2 separate regions of the Homo sapiens genome follow, and region 2 is linked to region 1. Evidence: chromatin loops called from intact Hi-C (ENCODE). Cell type or tissue: dorsolateral prefrontal cortex. All regions are shown on one strand. Each heading gives the region's core, and the rest is flanking DNA. Links, peaks and the distances in the headings are about the cores only.

What was found. A loop is a pair of places that touch in the nucleus more often than their neighbours do. Peaks named below come from ENCODE experiments on the same cell type or tissue, not always from the same donor. Only the 100,000 strongest peaks of a DNase experiment are listed, where the experiment ranks them.
Region 2: a loop joins it to region 1, with 2.0 times the contacts of the local background. A loop is called at or near these places in 3 of 110 quality-filtered maps.

Annotation. Positions count from the first base shown.
Region 1 is chrX:50,587,971-50,598,581 of GRCh38, forward strand. It overlaps SHROOM4 (shroom family member 4), which reads right to left. Exons shown (of 9, transcript NM_020717.5): 8 at 10,296-10,565; 9 at 1-8,994. The coding sequence ends at 8,725. Among named protein-coding and RNA genes, the nearest start is that of DGKK, 120 kb to the left of the region's middle. In dorsolateral prefrontal cortex, for the core only: no CTCF peak of the experiment used is centred there; no DNase peak of the experiment used is centred there; H3K27me3 peaks cover 5,501 bases.
Region 2 is chrX:50,641,059-50,651,669 of GRCh38, forward strand. All of the region lies in intron 2 of SHROOM4 (shroom family member 4), which reads right to left. It also overlaps the pseudogene RNU6-935P. Among named protein-coding and RNA genes, the nearest start is that of SHROOM4, 170 kb to the right of the region's middle. In dorsolateral prefrontal cortex, for the core only: no CTCF peak of the experiment used is centred there; a DNase peak (open chromatin) is centred at 5,373; H3K4me3 peaks cover 1,383 bases; H3K27ac peaks cover 1,359 bases; H3K27me3 peaks cover 7,748 bases.

The DNA of each region.
Region 1 (10,611 bases), core at 2,612-10,611:
CATTTAAGTTGACTTTAAGTCTAAAGATAGGTTTGAGGAGGAGTGGATGTTTTCCCCAAACCAGCCTCAAATTGGACCTTAAGTGGTCCACATGCAAAACAGTTCCTTCTCTATTGTTCTGAAGGGGGTGTTTTCTTGGGAGTATAGACTAGTCATCTTGCAGGCAGCTAACAGACTACATTGTTCTCATCAGATGGTAGTATTGAGCTTGCCAGAAAATTTTACTTACAGTGGGGAACTCCTAAGGCTGAAACATTTTATCTGCAGGTCCAAAAAATCTTGACCTGGTGCACACAGCAGGGTAGGTAAGGAAAGGAACCATCATCTACGGAGAACCTACCATATGAACAGCTCTACCAGAGACCTCATTTGATTCCTACTTTAGCTTTATAATAAAAGTTAACATTCATTGGGTACTTATTGTCCTAAGTACTTTGCATGGATTAACTCAATAATTCCTCACAACACAAGGATGTATTTTTGTTTCCACCATTTGACAGAAGAGGACATCCAGGTACAGGGAAGTTAAACATGCTCAAGGTTACACAATGTGTAAGTGGTGGAGCCAGTATGAAAACCTACGTGGTGTGGGTTCCAGTGTCCAGGCTTGGAACTGCCTCTGTAAGAGAAGGATTACTATCCTCATTATTTGCTAAGGCTCAATAAATAAAGTGACTTCCAAGGTCACATTAACAGAGCTGTCTGACTCCAAAGCTGAAGATGCTTTACTTTTCCTTATATTGTTCTACTTCAATCTCACCTCAATAAAAATAAATCTAGCAGCTAACATTTATCAAATACTTACTACATGGCAGACATTATTTTAAGTGCTTCATGTGAATTATCTCATTTAATCAACATAGTAACACTTTGAGGTGGGGCTTTTATTAGCCCCCTTCTGTAGATGAAGGTATTAAGGTTGAGAGGAGTCAAGTAACTTATTAAGGTGACACAGTAAATTGGTAGAATCAGGATTTAAAACTTGGTTTATTTGCCCAATGAGCCGAAGCTCTTATCCATTCTACCACAATATTTGCCTAGAAATATTGCCCCTCCTTCCCAATAGTAGTCCCTCCCATCTCTCTTATTTTTGCTGAAGTCTTAGTACAAGGCTGAGACTACTGTTTGTCCTTATGTTGCTGGGTCTTCCAGGTCTTCAAGGGGAAGGTTGTAATAGTAAAGTCACTCCCAAATTCAAATATTGTAAATATTGTACCCTTTGGAGTCAGGAATGAAGTACATGCTCACCATCAACTCAGATTTTTGTCAAGAGGAATGAGACTGATGGAAATAATCAATAGCTTTTTTAAAAAAACACACTTATTGAGAAATAATTCATATACCATTTAGCACACCCATTTAAAATGTATACTTCAATGGTTTCCAGTACATTCAGAGTTGGACAACCAGGATGACAATCTAATTTTATAATATTTTCATCATCCCCAAAAGAAACCCCATGCCTATTGCCCCTGAGCCCCCAGCCTTGACAACCACTAATCTGCTTTCTACCTTTATAGATTTGCCTGTTTGGGACATTTCATATAAATTAAATCATACAATATGTGGTCTTTTGTGATTGGCTCCTTTCACTTAGCATATTTTCAAGGTTCATCAATGTTACATGTATCAGTATTTTATCCATTTTTATGGCTAAATAATACCCTACTGTATGCATATATCAAAGTTTGTTTATCCATTCCTCAGTGGATGGACATTTGGGTCATTTCCACTTTTTGGCTATTATGAGTAATGCCACTTTAAACATTCATGTTCACGCTTTTGTTTGAACACCTGTTTCCAATTCTCTTGGGTATATACCTAGGGATGGAATTGCTAAGTCATGTGGAAATTCTATGTTTAACATTTGGAGAAACTGCCAAGCTGTTTTTCAATGAGGTTGCATCAATTTACATCCCCATCAGCAATGTATGAGTGTTCCAATTTCTTCATTTCCTCACCAACACTTGTTATTGTTTGGCTTTTTGATATAGCTATTCTAGTGGGTATGAAGTGGTATCTCATTGTGGTCTTGATTTGCATTTCCCTAATGAATAGTAGTGCTTGAGCATCTTTCCCTGTGCTTGCTAGCCAGTTGCATATTGCTATAAGCTGAATGTTTGTGTCCTCTCCAAACTCACATGCTGAAGCCCTAATCCCCAATGTGATGGCATATGGAGGTGGGGCCTTTGAGAGGTAAATTGGTTTAGATGAAGTCACAAGAGTAGGCATTCATAATGAAATTATAATGCCCTTATAAGAAGGGGAAGAGACCAGATCCCTTTCTTTTTTTTGAGACAGAATCTCGCTCAGTCACCCAGGCTGGAGTGCAGTGGCTCAATCTCTGCTCACTGCAAGCTCCGCCTCCTGGGTTCACGCCATTCTCCTGCCTCAGCCTCCCGACTAGCTGGGACTACAGGCACCTGCCACCATGCCCTGCTAATTTTTTTGTATTTTTTTTAGTAGAGATGGGGTTTCACCGTGTTAGCCAGGATGGTTGCGATCTCCTGACCTCCTGATCCGCCCGCCACGGCCTCCCAAAGTGCTGGGATTACAGGCGTGAGCCACCGCGCCTGGCCGAGACCAGATCCCTTTCTGTCTTTGCTGAGGACACAGCCACAAGGTAGCCATCTGCAAACCATAAAGTGGGCCCTCACAAGGCATTGAATCTGCTGGCATCTTGCTCTCAGATTTCCCAGTCTCCAGGACTGTGAGAAATAAATGTTATTTAAGACAATCAGTCTATGGTAGTATGTTATAGCAACCCAAGCATACTAAAACACATATTTTCTTTGAAGAAATGTCTATTACAATCTGTTAACCCATTTTTAATTGGTTATTTTTATCATTGAGTTGTAAGAGTCCTTTTCATATTTTGAAGTATCTGATATGCAAATATTTTCTCCTAATATTATGTTGCTTGTCTTTTCACTTTTTTATATGGTATATTTTTAGCACAAAAGTTTTTAATTTTGATTTACTCCAATTTATTTCTATTTCTTGTATCACTTGTGCAAATCGTCTTAACATTAGGAAGACTTATTACAATGTTTTCTTCTAAGAATTTTATAATTTTGACTCTTACATTCTATAATCCATTTTGAGTTGATTCTTGCATGTGATTTAAGGAAAACTTCATTTTTTCCCATGTAGATACCCAGTTGTCTCAGCATCATTTGTTAAAAAACTATTCTCTCCTCAATTTCTCTTGGGACCCTTGTTGAAATTAACTAACCATATACATGAGGATTTATTTCTGGACTCTCAATTTAATTCCATTTATTTATACACCTACCCTTGTGTCTGTACCACACTGTCTTGATTACTGTAGTTTTGCAGTAAGTTTTGAAGTTGGGATGTATGAGCCCTCCAACTGTTCTTTTTAAAGATTGTTTTGACTGTTCCAGGTCCCTTGTAATTCCATATGAATTTTAGAATCAGCTTGTAAACTTACACAAGGAAGCCACTGGAATTCTGATAAGCACTGGATTGAATCTGTAGATCAATTTGGGGCACATTTCATCTTAACAATACTAAGTCTTCCAATCCATGAACATGGAGTGTCTTTCCATTTATTTTGATCTTCTCTAATCTCTTTCAACAATGTTTTATAGTTTTCAGTGTAAAAGTTTCGCACTTCTTTTGTTAAATTATTCCTAAGTACTTTTTTCTTTTTGATGCTATTGTAAATGGAACTGTTTTCTTTCTTTCTTTCTTTCTTTCTTTTCTTTCTTTCTTTCTTTCTTTCTTTCTTTCTTTCTTTTTGAGACAAAGTCTCACTCTGTTGCCCAGGATGGAGTGCAGTGGTGTGGTCTCAGCTCACTGCAATCTCTGCCTTCCAGGTTCAAGCAATTCTCCTGCCTCAGCCTCCCGAGTAGCTGGGACTACTGGTGCGTGCCACCACACCTGGCTAATTTTTTGTATTTTTAGTAGAGATAGGGTTTCACCGTGTTAGCCAGGATGGTCTTGATCTCCTGACCTCGTGATCCACCTGCCTCGGCCTCCCAAAGTGCTGGGATTTCAGGCGTGAGCCACCATGCCCGGCCGGAACTGTTTTCTTAATAACATTTTCGGATTGTTCATTTGATCTTGTGTTTTAACCTTGTATCCTGCAACTTTCCTAAATTCATCCAGGCAGGTAGTTGTGAGCAACACGAGAAGAGCAAGAATATGCCTGGGATAAGGAAAAAATGAATTGAGTAGATCAGGACTATAATAATGGTTACCATGTACTGAATATGTTTTCAACAAGTCAGTACTTCCCATGCTGTAATATGTTCATGAATCTCCTGGAAATCTAGTTAAAATTCAGACTGCTATCACTGGGTTTGGGGTGGGCCTGGGATTCTGCCTAATAACTTCTTGGATTGTTAGTGGCTTTTATTTATTATTTTCAAGTTACAATAACTGCAAGCAAGATAATACTGTTCCCATTTTACAGATAAGAAAATGACCTCAGAAGTTGAGCTAGTAGCCCAGGTTCATTGAATAAGTGGCAGAACCAGGATTTGAACACAGTTCATTCTAATGCCAAAGCTGGACTCTTTCTACTCTACCACAATGGATATCTTGAGTAGAAGGAGGATAGTTGGAATGTGAACAGAATATGGATCACGAAAAAAGAAAGCTTTTCAATGTCAGAGTTGCTTCCTGGAATACATTTGAGTCTAATCTTTGAGGTTGCCTTGGAGAGCAGATCACCAAGGCCCTTGCTTTCCAGGGAGCTGAGCATGAAGGTGTGAGATTGGACTATCAGCTAGAAGTAAGATGAAAATACTAGACAGAATTCAAGATTGGAAGAAGTCTAGAAAGAATGGCTTACCTTCGATCAGGCTAGACTCCAGAACTAGACTCTGTATACTGCTTAGGTCTATACCTGAGATTACACCTATTGTTGACTTTTTCTGCATTCTAAACATGGGGTTAGACTGGATGTGATGTTGCCACTGAGTAACCAGAGAGGAAGAAATATATCAGTGAGCTAAAGGGCAGGGCTGTGATCCTGAGATCCTTCTGAGTAGAAAAATACCATGCTTCAATACTGTGATAACAACAGAAATAACCAATGGCTTAAACTCTGTACCCCCTACTCAGGATGGTCTTGAAATAGATGTCTAAAAGCTGTTCCCCTAAAAAGGCTATGGCAGATCCTGCTATTTAACTGGGGATGATGAATGGTATAGCATCAATACCATCCCTCAGAGGCCAGGGTAAGGGTTTAGGGATGTGGGTAAGGGTCTGGTCATATGTTTATCTGTGAAGGACTATGGATAGGTGACCAAATTCCTTTCCAGTACTTTTCAGCAGAATCTTTAGACTTCCATCACCTGAGTTAAAACACATGAGATTTTTTTTTGTCCTTAGCACCTTTTATTGAAATATGACCCTTGATGACAATCTGGCAGGCATATCTATGTCAGCCAAGAAGGGAGTGGTGGAGGACACAAATGCAGAAACAACAAGATTTGGAAAAAGAATAGCTTCACATGGGATAGATGACCCCCAACAGCTGTACAACCAACACTGGTTCTTCATCTATAGAAACTGTCCCCTGCCCCACCCCCCCAAAAAGATCTACTAATCTTCAAATAATATAATATGCTGTTGCAGAAATATTATTGGCATAGACGACTCCTCTGGCAAAGCTCCAAATGGGTGGAAGTGGCCAGAAATGGGCCCAGCTTCCTCCATCTGGGGCTTGCTACTGGCAGAGCAGCACTGTCAGGGAGGGTCGGGTTCAGGATGTGGCTCTGGTGTGCCTGGGCAGCTTTATGGCACATGAGGTTAAATGGAAAACAGAACCTGAACCTAACCTTGAAGGAGGCTTTTTATCTTTTCACCTCTCCTTTTCTTTGCTTCCAATTTCTTCCTTTCTAGGGCTTTATTTTCAGTGTCTCTGTCTTATTCTGTCAGATTCTACTTGGGCATTTACAGCTATATCCTGGTTGAGTCTCCAGCTGTGGGACTCAGGAAGATTCAATTATCCAGAGCCCTGGGAGGTGGCAGGAGGGGTTGGGGGGACATGTGATAGTAACTCATGCACTGACTTCTCTATCAGCCATCATGCTTGCCTATTACCCATGGGGGCCTGTATAAGTATTTGACGGGAGACAGCAGAAGTTAAGACTGATAACTGTCTTTGGGGATCTCCCTTGGCCTGCCTTCCAAACTGCTACTCACTGGCAGGCCTTGGAGGAGGGCTGAGCCCAGGAACTGAGAACAGGGGAGAGAGACTGCATCTCAAGTAATACTGGCAGTGTTGCAGCACCGTCACACACAATGAGACTGCCCTGGCAGGAGTGTGGCACGCCAGTGTCTGTTTAGCAGTTCACCTTTATCTACCAAGCTTCACTGCTAGATATACTTTTGGGGTTATTTTTTAAATGCTTTGGCAACTTTCCCTCCATGTGAAAATGAGCATCCTTGTGTTCTGATTCTAACTCTAGAAACTAATTTGAGATGGGATTAAGAACAAAAATAACAGAGTTAATAGTATTTTTGGTGTCATAAACTTAAGGTACAACCAATCACATGCTGACTAGAAAAACTCAAGACTATGGCCATAGTGTCCAGGTAAGTGACCGTTCTTTTCCCTAGGCCCATATTCCCAAAAAGGTGCTCTAGCCCACAAATTCTGAGAATGATGAAACATATCAGCCTCATCCTCCCAATACAGGACATCTCAATTTGCTCATTGTTTGTCCTAGAGCCTGCTCAGAAGAAAAGATGACAACTATGGCCTCCATTGAAAGCACTCCCCTACCTTCTCAATCTTGGCTGGCTTGTGTAAGCCTAGCCCCTGCAAGCCACCAGCCTTCCTGAATAAAGTAGAATCTTCCACTGGAGGGGAGAATGGCAGGGTTGCCATTCTAACAGTGTTTCTGGCAGCAGTACTAAGAGCAAACCCAGAGCTCCACAGAAAGGCTTACCCCACCCCCTACCCCAGGACACCCTGCTGGCCAAGATTCTCCCATTGTTTTCAAATACAATGAAGAGGAAATGGAAGCTAGTGACAAGTATTTGTAACAGCAGCAAAAGTTCCTTGGCAAATTCTTTGGTTGAATGAGACATCCCTGCTGCTACAGTTGACCTTCAAGGACCCTGAGGAACTCAGCAGTAACTAGAAGAGATGCCAGGCCTTGGCTGGGTTGTGTGATACCAAGGATTGGCCCCAGTTAGTGAGGAACAGGGAGCTAAGCTGGATAACAGGGCAGCATTTGGCCATAACCCCCTTCTTGCCATCGTCCACCTGAGGGCTGCTTTTCCAGCATAGAAACTAGCTACTGGTGTCAGGGCCTTGGCAACAGCAGCAGTTTTAGTTGTTTGTATGCCTAAGATCCTGGCTGGGTCTTCAATTGCTCTGGGGAGCTGGCTCTGGCTGGAGCTCCCAGCTACCTTGAGTTTTGGTTCCCTTGAGCCAGGCCACAGGCTGAGAAAGCAATGGTTAGAGGAGTTCCTTCTGAGCTCACCTCTACTGATCCCATAGCTTGGAGATGGTAGAGAAATGACTGAACCTTTCTCCATTTCAGGAGATTTCTTTGGTTTCAAAAAGAAATCAGTAAGAAAAACTTAAACCCTGCTGGGGAATGCTAAACTCAAGTCACTTAGACTTTAAGGGAAGCACAAGGCCAGGCCACAGTAGGGAGGCTCTGAGTTCAAGGGGAAAACTCCTTCCTAGACATCGGTAGCTATGGTGGGAACAATTCAACGCCTTGGCACTTGCTTACCTAGCCACGGTGGATTCAGGCTGATCTGCAGAAAATGCTTTCCTTCTGGGCTAACTTTTCCCTCTCCAACTTCCCTCTTCTCGCCTTATTAGTTAAAAAAGAAAAAAATAATCAAAACATAAAAATAAATAAAATCAAAAGGCCATTTAAAATATAACAATAAGAACCCCCTCCCCCAATAATGAAACCTACATCTAGAAGTCAGTTTTAGTAGAGCTATTAATGGCCCATATGGTGAAGCCCTGGGGTAGGCACCTGCGGTAACCCCCAGCAATGTAAAGGAAAGATGAAACAAGAGGTGGTAGGACCAAAGTCTTAGGACAGGAAGAGGGTCACACTAGCCAGGGCTAAGAGTAGGCCTCTTCCCCTGAACTTGCTGCTGGGAAAGGTAAGGGTAGAGCCTATTTAAACCTGGTTCCTTCCTAAGGGGCACCTGGGGGTACTCAACCTTTGCTTGCATTTTTTTCAGTGTAATTCCTCCCTCTGTGCTTTCCCCTGCAAAGCTTGGGTGAGGCCCTGAAACTGGTGCCAGGTGAATGCCCTCAAGGCAGCCAGCTCTCTGTGAGAAATGGCTGGCCACAAGCCCTGGGGCAGAGTAGAGCTGCAAGGCAGATTCCCTCTGAGCCTTTAGAGGCTGTTGATGATATGGGTGGGTGATGAGTACTTGATGTCTTTGGTGTCCTAGTACAAAGCAGAATGAAGGCACTTCCTTGGTTCTCTGTGCAGCAAGTACTTGCCCTTGGCAACTGTGGGAAGGAGAGTGTGGTTCTAAGATCACACCTTGCTGCAGCTCCCTTGGGTAGAAGCTTGTGGCTTCCCCAGGGTCTCCTAGCTGGTTAGGACCACTGCTAGGGAAGGGGTAGTGAGAGACATCCAGGGTAGAGGGCTGGAACAAACTGCTAATTGCTATCTACTTGCTGAGAAACTGCTAACAAAGAAGATTGAAAGCACTTCCCACATGGCTGGGCAGGGATGCTGTGGCAGAGTGCTGGTAGAATTAGAAATTGCTGGGCCCCAGGAGTAGACTCTCCCTGAGACATTTGAGTTGCTCTTCCCCGAGCTTGATCTTCTCCTCCAGCTCTCGCTGTTCAATGATGAGAGCAGATTTCATCTTGACAAAGTGCTGGTAATCTTGGAGCTGGTCCTGAGGCAGGTAGCGGGAGACCATGCCAAACACCAACTTCTCCCGGCGGTCCACGTGCTCCTTCAGCTCCTTGGCATCTGCCAACTGCCCCGTCAGCTGCTGCTTCTTCTCTATCAGTACCAACTGGGGAAGCAGAGGACCAAGTAAGGGCTCTCTCAATTACCAGGCATCTGTCCAACAGTGCTGCCTAGCAGTACTCCACCAGAGATGCTGCCACAAAGCAGCTATACATTCTGCTAATTAGTCAGTCCTAGATTTTCTGCCCTGAAGTCTACCTCCATGCAAAAGCCTTTGTTTCCTGTAGCAGGAGGGTAAACATGACAACAATTCTGGATAGGGGATGTGAAATTACCTCTTTCCATCTCTTTAACGCTGTCTTCAATGTAGGGACCACCACTGGGCTTGGGGTGGAGGAAGGCTCTGACAAAGCCAGCCTGTGTCCCTTTCACCTGGTGAACAACTGTCACTGTGGAGGTGCTTTCTGTATGATGTGTGTGTCTGTGTGAGTGGATATGTGTGAGTGTATGTGTCTGTGTATGTATGTATATGTATGTAGATATGTGCCTCTTGTTGTGGATTCAAAGGTATATCCAAAGCCACCTGTATAGGGAAAGGTGATGCAATTTTGGTTCAGGAGTATATGCATAGTGACCCAACCTGTGAAACTGACAGCTTTCCAATCTCAAATACTTGATGAGACCTCCCCCTCCAACTCTAGAGTGAGGCAAAACTGCTGCTGCTACTACTACTACTGGGAGCTAGCATTGATTCAGTGTTTACCCTGTCCCAGGCCCTGTTTTATGTAATTAACATAAACTAATTTAATTCTCACAATAATCCCATAAGGCAGGTAGTATGCTCACCTCATTTTACAGGTGAAGAGATTGAGGCAGAGTGACGTTATGTAAGTTGTCCACAGTCACACAGCTAATAAATGGTAGGGCAAGAATTTCAGGGCACTTAAAAGCCAGTGTTCACACTCTTATTTTTTTATTTTATTATTATTATTTTTTTTGAGACAGGGTCTTGCTCTGTCACCCAGGCTGGAGTGCAGTGGCACAATCTTTGCTCACGGCAGTCTCCGCCTCCCAAGCTCAAGCAAACCTTCCACCTCAGCCTCCGGAGTAGCTGGGATTATAGGCATGCGCCACCCTGCCAGACTAATTTTTGTATTTTTAGTAGAGATGGGGATTCACTAAGTTGCCCAGGTTGGTCTCAAACTCCTGGACTGAAGCAATCTGCCCGCTTTGGCCTCCCAAAGTACTGGGATTACAGACATGAGCCACCGTGCCCATCCTCAGTGCTCACATGCTTTTAATCCCATGCTCTACTGTTTCCTATAGTAGCCCAACTTGAAAGAGGGAGCCCTGAGAAGAAACAAATGGTATTTCCCTCTACCCACACCCCACAGACCCCAACTCTACCTTCTCCTGGTTGGCCTCTGAATCGATGCTGTTCAGAGCATTCTCCACCCGGGCCAGTCGTCCAGAGAGTGACAGCAACAGGTTGACCACTTTGTCCAGGTCCCCAACAAACAAGTGGTACTTTTCAAATTCATTGGATTTGCAGACGGCTTTTAAGTTGGCCTCCACCTCCTCCCCAAGGGCAGAATTGGCATTGATGTCCTCTAGCAGCCCTCGCTGGGCCTCCCGCAAGACAGAAAGTTTTCTGCTGATGCTTTCGATAAGCTGTATCTAGGGGAATTAAACAGGAGAAGACAAAGGATGAGAATGGGGATCA
Region 2 (10,611 bases), core at 1,070-9,069, 52 kb after region 1:
CCCTCTCCTTTTGTTAACCTAAATCCTACCTGTTCTTCAAGGTACTGCTCAAGTACCATCTCCTCCAGGAAGCTTGTTCAGGGTAATCTAGCCCTCACAATTGGGTCCATAATAATATGATATTTGATATTGCCCATCATCATTTCATGTGTGTCAGTCTCATCTCACCAACTATACCAAGCCAGTAGGCAATGGGTGAAAAATGAGTGAGACAGATGTAGGTTCAGATCCCCTCTGCCACTTTAGATGTGTGTATCTGTAAGTTGCTTAACCCATCTGAAATTTAGTTTTCTTATCTGAGAAAGGAAACAATAATTCCTATCTGGCTAGGTGACTGTGGGGATTAGAGATAGTATTCTCAAAGCATCTGGGACACAGCCTGATGCACAGCAAGTGGTCAGTAAGTAGCAGGTACTATAATAATGGTTATTAGCTCAGACTTGTACCTTTTGATGGCTCAAGAGTACCCACACCTAGGGTACCATCCACTGTTGAGGTTCTACTGTACCACTACCTTGCCACACTGTGAAACATACCTTACAAAGACTCTTACTATTTTTTTTTTTTTTTTGAGACGAAGTCTCATTCTTGTCGCCAAGCCTGGAGTGCAATGGCACAATCTTGGCTGACTGCAACCTCCGCCTCCCTGGTTCAAGCAATTCTCCTGCCTCAGCCTCCTGAGTAGCTAGGATTACAGGCATGTGCCACCATGCCCAGCTAATTTTGTATTTTTAGTAGAGATGGGGTTTCACCAGGTTGGCCAGGTTCATCTTGAACTCCTGACCTCAGGTGATCCACCCGCTTCGGCCTCCCAAAGTGCTGGGATTACAAGCGTGAGCCACTGCGCCTGGCTGGCCCCTTACTCTTTCTAGGGTTTCTCCAGGAGTAGGAACCAATCCCAAAGTAGACAGAAGAGGGAAGTGGGGGCTTTTAGGACACAGAGAAAACTAAAGACTGGAAGAAGAAAAATCCAAACAGAGGGAGCTGGAGCCAGAGCTAGAGCCTTCTAACCCTAGTTTGGGACAGGAGAATAAACTATCTATATGGTCTACTATTTGGCCTATTATTAGCTCGGAATAGCCCTAGACTTGAAGTCAGTCTACACTTGCATTCAAACTGTAGTTGTGTGGCCATGGGCAAGTCACTTCTGCGAGTTGCAGATTTTTTATCTGCAAAATGGGGAAGATGACCATCTGTTTTTCATGAGTTATGTTTTGGATTAAATGCAGTCCCATGTGTGAAATCAACCAGCATAGTGCCTGACATACTGTATAAACTTAAAGAAAACACACAGCAGGACCACTTATTGAACACTGAAGATGTGCCAGGCACTAAGCATTTCACATGCATTAACTGATTTAATCATCTCTCTAACCTTATGTGAAACAGTTTTATTATTGTTATTATTATTAAGACAGGGCCTCTCTGGCTCTGTTGCCCAGGTTGGAGTGCAATGGTACACTCATAGCTAACTGCAACCTCAGACTCCTGGGCATAAGCTATCCTTCTGTCTCAGCCTCCTGAGTAGCTAGGACTACAGGCTACAGGTGCATGCTACCGTGCCCGGCTAATTTTTTTGTATTTTTTGTAGAGATGGGGTTTCACCATGTTGGCCAGGCTGGTCTTGAACTCCTGGCCTCAAGCAATCTTCCTGCCTGAGCCTCCCAAAGTGCTGGGATTACAGGCATGAGCCACCATGTCCAGCTGGTAAGTTATTATCCCCACTTTACAAATGGAGAACCAGAGATGCATAAAGCTTAAGTGATTCGCCAAGAGCACATAGCTAATAACCAGCAGAATTGGGAATGAAACTCAGATCCTCCAGTTTTTTCCTAGGATACCACACGACCCCTCCTCTCCAAGGAAGAGTCTATCTGAAAAAGCCTGTATTCCTGAGGTTTCCCATAGCAATTCCCTCAAGAAGCAGTCAGCAAAGGGAGGTCTCATTAGTCCTAGAGCTGAAACCATTCCCTCCATAGGCAGTGGGGAGAGAGAGGAGGAGAAACAAACAGAAAAGTAAGAAAATGCCTACGACCAACCATGCAGCTCTAGGCCAAGATGTGAAGGCAGTGACCCCAGTGCTTGCCTTTCTCCTAAGGCTGGCTCAGGCACTATCAATAAGCACACACCTCATCCCATCCTTCATTACTCCAAAATGCTTTTCTTAGGAAGCAAAAAGAAAGAGATATTGAAGAAAGAAAGCAAGAGGGGGAAGAGTGGCAGCAGCCATGGCTACTGGCTGTACCTACCATGGAAGTTGCCCAGGGTGGAGAGATGGCTTGGGAGAGAGCGGGGTATCCGGCTAGCTCAGACTCTCGTTGACAAACCCTCCAGCCAGCGTCCTCCCTTAGCTGGGACCCATCTGCCCTCCAGTTAAGACCTTCTGGGGCGAGGGACCATCAGCCCAAGATGCTGAGTGTGATCCAAGGGGCTCAGGCACAGTCAGGTTCCAGTTCTAAGAACAGGAAGGAGTAGCACTGAAGGCAAGGTATGACCATCAGCCTGGATGGACCTAGATATGGCCACAGCCTTAGGGAACGAAAGCCAGTGTCAAGAGCTGGATAGGAGTGAAGACGCTGCTCCAGGAACCAGCCAGCACCCTGGTGGCAAAGGGAAGGATGAAAGGCACTTCCAGCAGCATAAACAGCCCCCCTGCTCCCTACTCCAACCTCCTCTGAGCCCTGGCCCACCCCCTCGGCAGCTCAGAGGCCAATAAGGAAGCTGGGCCCCCAGCCACTGCTAGAACTCAGGAAAGGAGCAAGGAAATGATGTTTGGGAAAGATAAAGCGGGTGTCTAAAAAGAATTTTTAAAAATACACGTAAGTGAGAGAGAAAAATACCCCAGACACATACACTTAAAAGAATTCCTGTGCTTCCTGGACTGAGTTGACCCCACCCAGCCATCTCTGCAGGTCCTCTGGGCCCCAGAAAAGTACAGATAAGCCAGGACTAGCAGCCTCCAGGTCCAGAGGAGTAGCACTCCAGCTGATTTTATATAGCTGGGGGCAAGTGACTGAGAGATTTTCCAAGGTGAAGGTCCTGGTGAGATACGAAGGCTCACAAACATTTTCGGATGTATTTACAGGGGTCTGCACTTCCTGTGCGGACTTGAGCAGATCCAAAGAAAACCCAATTTTACACCAGAGACTTCAACTCCAGAAAAGGTGCCCATTAGCAATGCTGGAAATGTGGTGTTTGGGGTCAGTGTCCCTGGATTTGCCATGAATTCACTCTGACCTCTGGCAACTTACTCCCACTCTCTGGGCTTCTGTTTCCTCCCTGTAAAATAAAACATTGAATTCAATCGTCACAAATGACCCTTCCCACTCTAGCATGCTATGATGTAGTAGTCCTAGGCCCCAGGCTGAGGTTCCAAATGATGCCCTAAGTGATTAGCGCAGTAGCCAGAATCCAGAGCAGCCCTATGTGGATTTGTTGCACCCCCTAAGCCCAGGCTCAGGCACCAGGATTTAATTTATCTTGGGGAATTAGAGTCAGGGTTTTCCTTTCATTAACACTCCCAATTCCCTACTCCAGTTTCCCTTGGCCTCTGGCCTCAATTCCAGTAATTTCTGGCTCCTGAGAGGGCTTATGCAAACTCCCTTAGGACATGAAGTATGTATGCTAGGGCCTTTCCTCTCTGGGGAAATCATGCCTGGAGGCCCCTTCCCCTTTCTTCCCTCTGTATCTCACAGGAGAGTCTGGGTTGACTTTTATCAACTGTATAGGGGAAAGTTTGGGAGCTTTGAGGAGCATATGGATCTGGCTTACAGTCTCAGCTCTACCATTCACTAGTTGTTTGGCCTTGGGCATGTCACAGAACCTTGGTTTCCTCATCTATAAAACATGCCTGGCATGTAAAAGGCACTCAATAAATGCTATCTGTTTTTAATATTACCCGTATGCAAAATAATAATGAGCGAGGTACCATTAGCAATAAGAAAACTGATTTCTTCAATCCAAATGAAGATAAAAGAGAAAGGACTAGTTAAGAGAAGGCTCAAATGCCAAACCCAGTACACTCTGGAACAGCACTCTCAAATTGTAGTGGGCATACTAATTACCTGGGGATCTTGTTAAAATGCAGATTTTGATTCAGCGAGGCCCAGGTTCTGACTTTTAATAAGCTCCAGAGTGATACTGATGCTCCTGGTGTGATAACCACATTCTGAGTGGCAATATACCAGGACATAATCTGGTCCAAAAAATGCATCAGGTTAAAATCTCTTTTCATTTCATTCCTCAGGCCTGGGTGTCCGGCCGCCCTTGCTCTTCTGGTCGCCAAATGTCTTTCTCCTTTTGCTCAGTGGCCCAGCCCATGCAAACGCTTGCCTGAAGAAGTTTGCCAATCCCCACTTCCTAACAAAATAAAGAGCAACTGGTTTGTTATCAGTGTGACCCTGCCAGTGGCCAGGTGAGGCTGAAGAAATTGTGACTAGAGGTGCAAGCATGTTCATGGAGCTGGCTGAGGTAGGGAGAAAGGGTGCGAAGATGAGAGTTGGGATGTCATCAGATGAGGAGTAGGCAGGTGGGCACAAATAGTGTATACTCAAGAAATCCTTCGTTGAGGGAAGATGAGAGAGAAACTTGAGCGGTTTAGCCAGTTTGGGATTTGGGGAAGAGGTTGGGAGAGGTGGTGGAGGGAAAAGGGCATATGCTCCCATTTAGCGGAGCTGAGTTCCAGATAACATGATCAAGTATGACCTCCTGTGCTCAGGGGACGGTAAAGATGACTGCTTCTTTTCCAAGTACTCAGGAGACGTGAACTTGGCATGGGGGCACAGGAGGGTGGGCACATGCAGCAGAAAAGCCAGAAGCTGGCTCCCAGGAGAGGCCTTATAAAGGCTCTTGTGAGAGGTGAGGGGTGGAGGTGGACCAATTCTGAAAGGAGTCAGTCTCCAGCTGCGCTAGTCAGCTGTCACCCCAGTATCTTCCGATAGCACCATCTGTCTTTGAGCCTGGCTCCCAGCAGACCCCTGAAGAGATACTTGGGAGAAGATGAGCAGAAAGAGAACCATGACTCTGCTCTAACTTAGGGGAAAAAGGAAAATGTAACCCCTGTTGCTTGTGGTTGTGCTCAACCTGAGGCCTGGACCATAACAGAGTGTGGGTACTTTCCTCTTTTTAAAGTATTTATATAAATAGAAGCACAAAATAACGTCCTTGATTAGCTCTGTTTATTTTCTGTGGCTCTTCCAGCCTCCCTCCAAACAGCACATTCCACCTGCCCCACACGAAGAAGCCCAAGCTCATTCTGGCAGGCTCAGCAGGAAGGGAAGCCCACAGACAAGCCGGAGGACAGAACAATGCATGGCTTGTTTATTTGACAGAAGAGGGGAAAAGCTGCCTGGTCACCATGGAGGGACACAGAGCTCTGAAGGCCCACCCCCACCCACTGTTGGCTGGGGTCCTTGCAGCCTGGTAATCAGGAAACCCTTCCTTATTATAGACCCAACCAAGGGGGGAAGAGTGTGTGTGTGTGTGTGTGTGTGTGTGTGTGTGTGTGTGTGTGTGTGTGTAATTTGAAAGAGAACTTTCAGGACAATGGCTTTCTCATCAGTCTGGGAAAGCTATAATCTGGGTCATCTGAGAGATGAATACTCTCTGGAGAAGGGGCTTTTGGTACCCAGCTCTGCCTCCCTGCCTCCCCTCCTCTCCCCACCTCCTCTGAATAGCCAGTTCAAGTTCTTCCATGTAAATCTGCTGGGTCCCCCTCTCCACCCTCCACCTCAGAATCCATCCCTGGCTACAAAGAAACCCAGGGTAGGGAATAAGAAAAGAAGGGAATGTTCGAGTGGAAATAAAGACTCCCCACAAATGCTGTGGTGTGTGTCAGGGGTGCTCTTTGTCTTTCTGCATAGGGAGTGATAACTTCATCTGGCTAGGGCATTACATTTGACCCTCTGCTTCCATTTCTCCATTTTCACATTGAAATCTTTAAGACACAGGGGGACACCTCTTTTTCCAAAGAAGGTTGGCAGGAAGTAACCATACAGATGACTCGGGAAAGCTCTGCACATAGCAGCGGGTAGGAAAATGCTTAGTACTTTAGAAATGCAGTACTCGGGATTCTCTTTCAGAATGGGCTAGAGAGAAATTTCTAGTTTTTCTATATATAGTGTGATAAAACATACCAGTCATAGACTTGTTTAACTGACAGAAGAGGGAAAAAGCTGGCTGATCTTATCAATGATCCTAAAGGCAAAGAGGTGGATAGTGAATATTTCGAAGCTTCTAGGAGCAAGGGGAGCAAGTCCAGAATCTGAATAATGAAAGAGTTTTTTTCCCTCTCCCTTCTATGTACAGAAGTTAAGGGTGCAACACCAGAGGGCTAAGGGAGACTTCAGAGGAGCACATAGGGAAAATGGCATCAAGTTCACAGTGCACCATCTGACTCAACAGATAGCCTTAAAGGTTTTGCCATGATGCCCAGTTTCCTAAACCAACACCCAAAGCGATAAAGAAGGTGGAGGATGTTTGTCCTCCAGCTCTGGTTTCTATCAGTAACATTTATAGCGTCCCTTGGGAAAGAGGCTGTAGGAATAATACCAGTTTTCTTTTCTTCCTCCTTAAAGCCCATTATCCCTTTCAGTTCAAACTCACTGTTCGACCTACCACTTTTCAGAGGTCTGATGGAATCCATAAAGGTTTTCCCCAGAGTCAAGTCTCAAAATCCTCAGAACTACTTCTGGCCACTCCCCAGGTCATCTCTACTACTAAAGACATGGAGCCCTAGGACAATAACCAACAACAGTTAGGACCCCAATAGAAACAAGAACACCCAGTCACTCTGCTTTGATACAACTTGACAATCAGGAGGAGCCAAGACCCAGCAGAGCTGGAGCACAGTGAGCAAGGTGGACTGCAGTGGGAGATGATACTGGGGAGGTGCATAGGCCAGATCATGGAGTTTCCAAAGGCTGAAACAGTTTGAATTTTATTCTCAGTGAAATGGGAAGCTGTTAGAGGTTGTTAAGCAGGGGACTAACATGATGTAAGTTTTATAAAGGTTTGACTTGGCTGATGGATTTGTGTGTGTGGGGGTCAACAGTAGAAGCCAGAGAACCATTTAAAGGGGCTATTATAGGTAAGAGATAATGGTGGTTTGTTCTAGGAAAGTAGCAGTTGGGACAAGAACAAGAGATTTGATTAGAGGTATTTTGAAGAGGTAGGGCTGACAGTATTTGTTGATGGACTGAATATGGAGAATGAGGAAAAAAGAATGAGCTATGATACTTGAGTCACCTGGCATCTGTACCTTCTTAGCACAGTATTCATTCCTGAAACTGAGTCATTAGGGGCTCTAAAAAGAAAATTGGCAGTCTTCACTATTGTTTTGTCCAAGCATTTACAGAGCTCCTCTATCTACATTTAAGGTGTTTGGAGAGGTACTAGGCAACATGCCAAAATGAAGAAGAAGTAATCCCTGTGCTCAAGGAATTAAGTGTGGTAGAGGGTGGATGAAAAATACCTAGAAAACCATTAAAAAGGATGGAATGTCAGAAGTATCAGAAAGGAAATGCTAACAAAATGAGAGTCAAAAGAAGGAGAGAGCACTGCTGCCTGAATCAAGAATGGCATCACAGAGCCTCTGAGCTGATTTTGGAAGAGTCAATACAATCACCACTGAAGATGACTGGGAGAGAGGCCATGCCAGATTTGCATGAACAGAAGTGAGAAGCACAGGAATACCATGAAGGAAGAAAACACAGTTTTTATAAGGCACAGAGGAAGTGAAATTAGAATGATTCAAGAGCATGGTGGGCCTTAAGAGTCAAGTTAAAGCCTTTACTTCACATAATCCAATAAGCAAGAGAGAGCCCTTGGAAGTTCCAGAGTAGGAGAGCAATATGGTACGAGCGGTATTATAGGAAAGTTATTATGGTAGCCATGTGTAGGATAAATTATGTGGATAGATACTGGAAGCATAGAGAAGTGAGTAAGCTAATGGAATAGACACAATAAAAGGTAAAATCAGAGCAATGGCAGTGGGGATGGAGCAGAAAGGAAGAATGTGACAGAGAATCAACAGCGTTGGACTGCTAATTACATAAGCAGAGAGAACAGATGACTGTGAAGCACCTAGAAGGCTGATATCAGTAATCTAAATAGCAAAGTCATAGGCAAGAACCAGCTTTAGGAAACATGAGTTTGATTTCAGATATTAGTTTGTTATGCTAGCAAATTCTGTAGGTAGGTGTGCCCAGCGAGCAGCTTGATGTGTGGACTGCAGTGCTAGAAAGAGGTTGGGGCACGGTATGGACATGTGGTCACTATCCAGAGGAGGCAGCCGAGGCTGTTGCCGTGGATGTGACTGCCCACGGTGAATGTATGCAAAGGAGACGGGGGATGATAGATCTCTGCAGAGCTATAGTTCAGTGAGAAGAGGAAGAAGAGCTGGTAATAGAGACAAAACAATGAAATGCCATTTTCAGTCATATTGGCAATACTTTCTAAAGGTAAGTGCTGACAAAGTTGTGGGGAAATAGATATACATTGGTGGGTGGGAATGGAAATGGGTACACACTTGCTTAAGGGAATTTTGGCATATGTTATCAGAAGACTTAAAATGTTTCTACTGTGCTTGCTTTGGCTGACATAACTAAAATTGCAATGATACAGAGATTAGCATGGTTCCTGCACAAGGATAATGCACAAATTTGTGAAATGCTCTGTATTTTTACTGCAATTAGTGGTAATGGTTTCACAACCTTGTGAATGTACTAAAACCCACTGAATTACACACTTGAAATAGTGAATTTTATGGTATGTGAATTATATTTAAGAAATTTCATATCCTTTGATCCAGTTTTTCCACTCCTAGGATTTTATCCTAAGAAAGCCATTAAAGATGTACACATTTATTTATGTACTTGAAGTGTCTTCCACTGCAGGGTTATTCATAATGGTAAAATTTGGAATATCCTAGCTGTCCAACATTTAGGAAGAGTTAGAACATATTGTGCATTTACATGGAGGAATAATAGTTTGTCATTACAAACCATGTTTTTGAAGACTACTTAATGATCCTGAAAAAGGCTCACAATGTAATGGTAAATTTAAAAATTGTATATAAACCTGAACATATTACAAGTTCAATTCAAGAACTATATATGCATATATACATATTCTTATACAGATATGCAAATATTGAAAGGCTGGATGTAAATGTACTAATATTGTATCAGTGGGTATTTATCTTTGTGTGGTGGAATTAAGGGTTATTTTTATTTTTCATACTTTTAAATCATTTCTAGATTTTATACACCACACATGTATTACCTTTTAAATAAAAAGAGGTTTCTTTTTTTGAGATGGAGTCTTGCTCTGTTGCCAGACTGGAGTGCAGTGGTGTGATCTTGGCTCACTGCAACCTCCGCCTCCCAGGTTCAAGAGATGGCCCTGCCTCAGCCTCCCGAGTAGCCGGGACTGCAGGCACGTGCCACCACGCCTGGCTAATTTTTTTTTTTTTTTGTATTTTAGTAGAGATGGGGTTTCACCATGTTGGCTAGGATGGTCTCCATCTCCTGACCTCGTGATCCGCCCACCTCGATCTCCCAAAGTGCTGGGATTATAGGCGTGAGCCACCGCAACCAGCCATAAAAAGAGGTTTCTAAAGAAAAATGTCACCATTCTACATGGACATATCATTTACCCAGGCAACTGTCTGATATAACTGTCTGACATATTCTTAAATTAGGAATCTGCAATTATACTGGTGATTTCACTTAACTATTTCAAAGATCTAGATTTTTCCCTCAGGGAAATCAGCCTAGAGCCCACCAACCTAGCAAAATGCTTTTTTTCCACATAATTTTGCTGCTTGGCAGTGGATTCTTTTGTCTTACTATTTTTTAAAAATTCCATCTGACAGTTTTTTACCCTTAATATTAGCACTGGGAGCTATTCTTTGCTGTGAGAGTAGACCAGGGCTGGAAGAACCAGGAGCAAGTTTGAGAGGAGGCCAGGCAAAGGAAAAGAGAAGTCAAGTCAAGGTCAGTATCAAGGCCATGCCCAGTGTGTTGAAACAAACAAACAAACCAACAAAAAAACACTACTCAGGGCCTTCCTGGGTTTAGTTCTTTTCCAGCTGCCTGATAGACTTGGTGGGACAAAGTTGGCTAGAGAGGGAACAAAAGTACAAGAAAATTTAGTGGTGGTGGTGGAGGTGTGGCAGCAAGTACCATTTGTAAAGCCATCTAACTGCTAATATTTTTATGCAACATTTACAGTTCATAAAGAACTTTCATATACACCATTCCATTTCATTCTCATAACCTTACTAAGTCCACCTCAGAAAAGAAGAAACTCAGGCTTAGGGAGGTGAAATAAATCACATAAGGCTTGAACACAAGTTTTTTGCATCCAAATTTCTATGTCCCCCAACCCCCAAATAGTGTTTTTCAAAGTTGTTCTATAGACCAGCATCAGCATCACCTGAGAACTTGTAGGAAAGAAAATTCTGGGGACCCATCCTCGACCTTTTGGATCAGAAACTCTGGGGGTGGGGCCCAGCAATATGAATTTTGGTTTTGTTTTTATACTTTACTTTCTGGAATACATGTGCAGAACGTGCAGGTTTGTTACATTGGTATACACGTGTCATGGTGG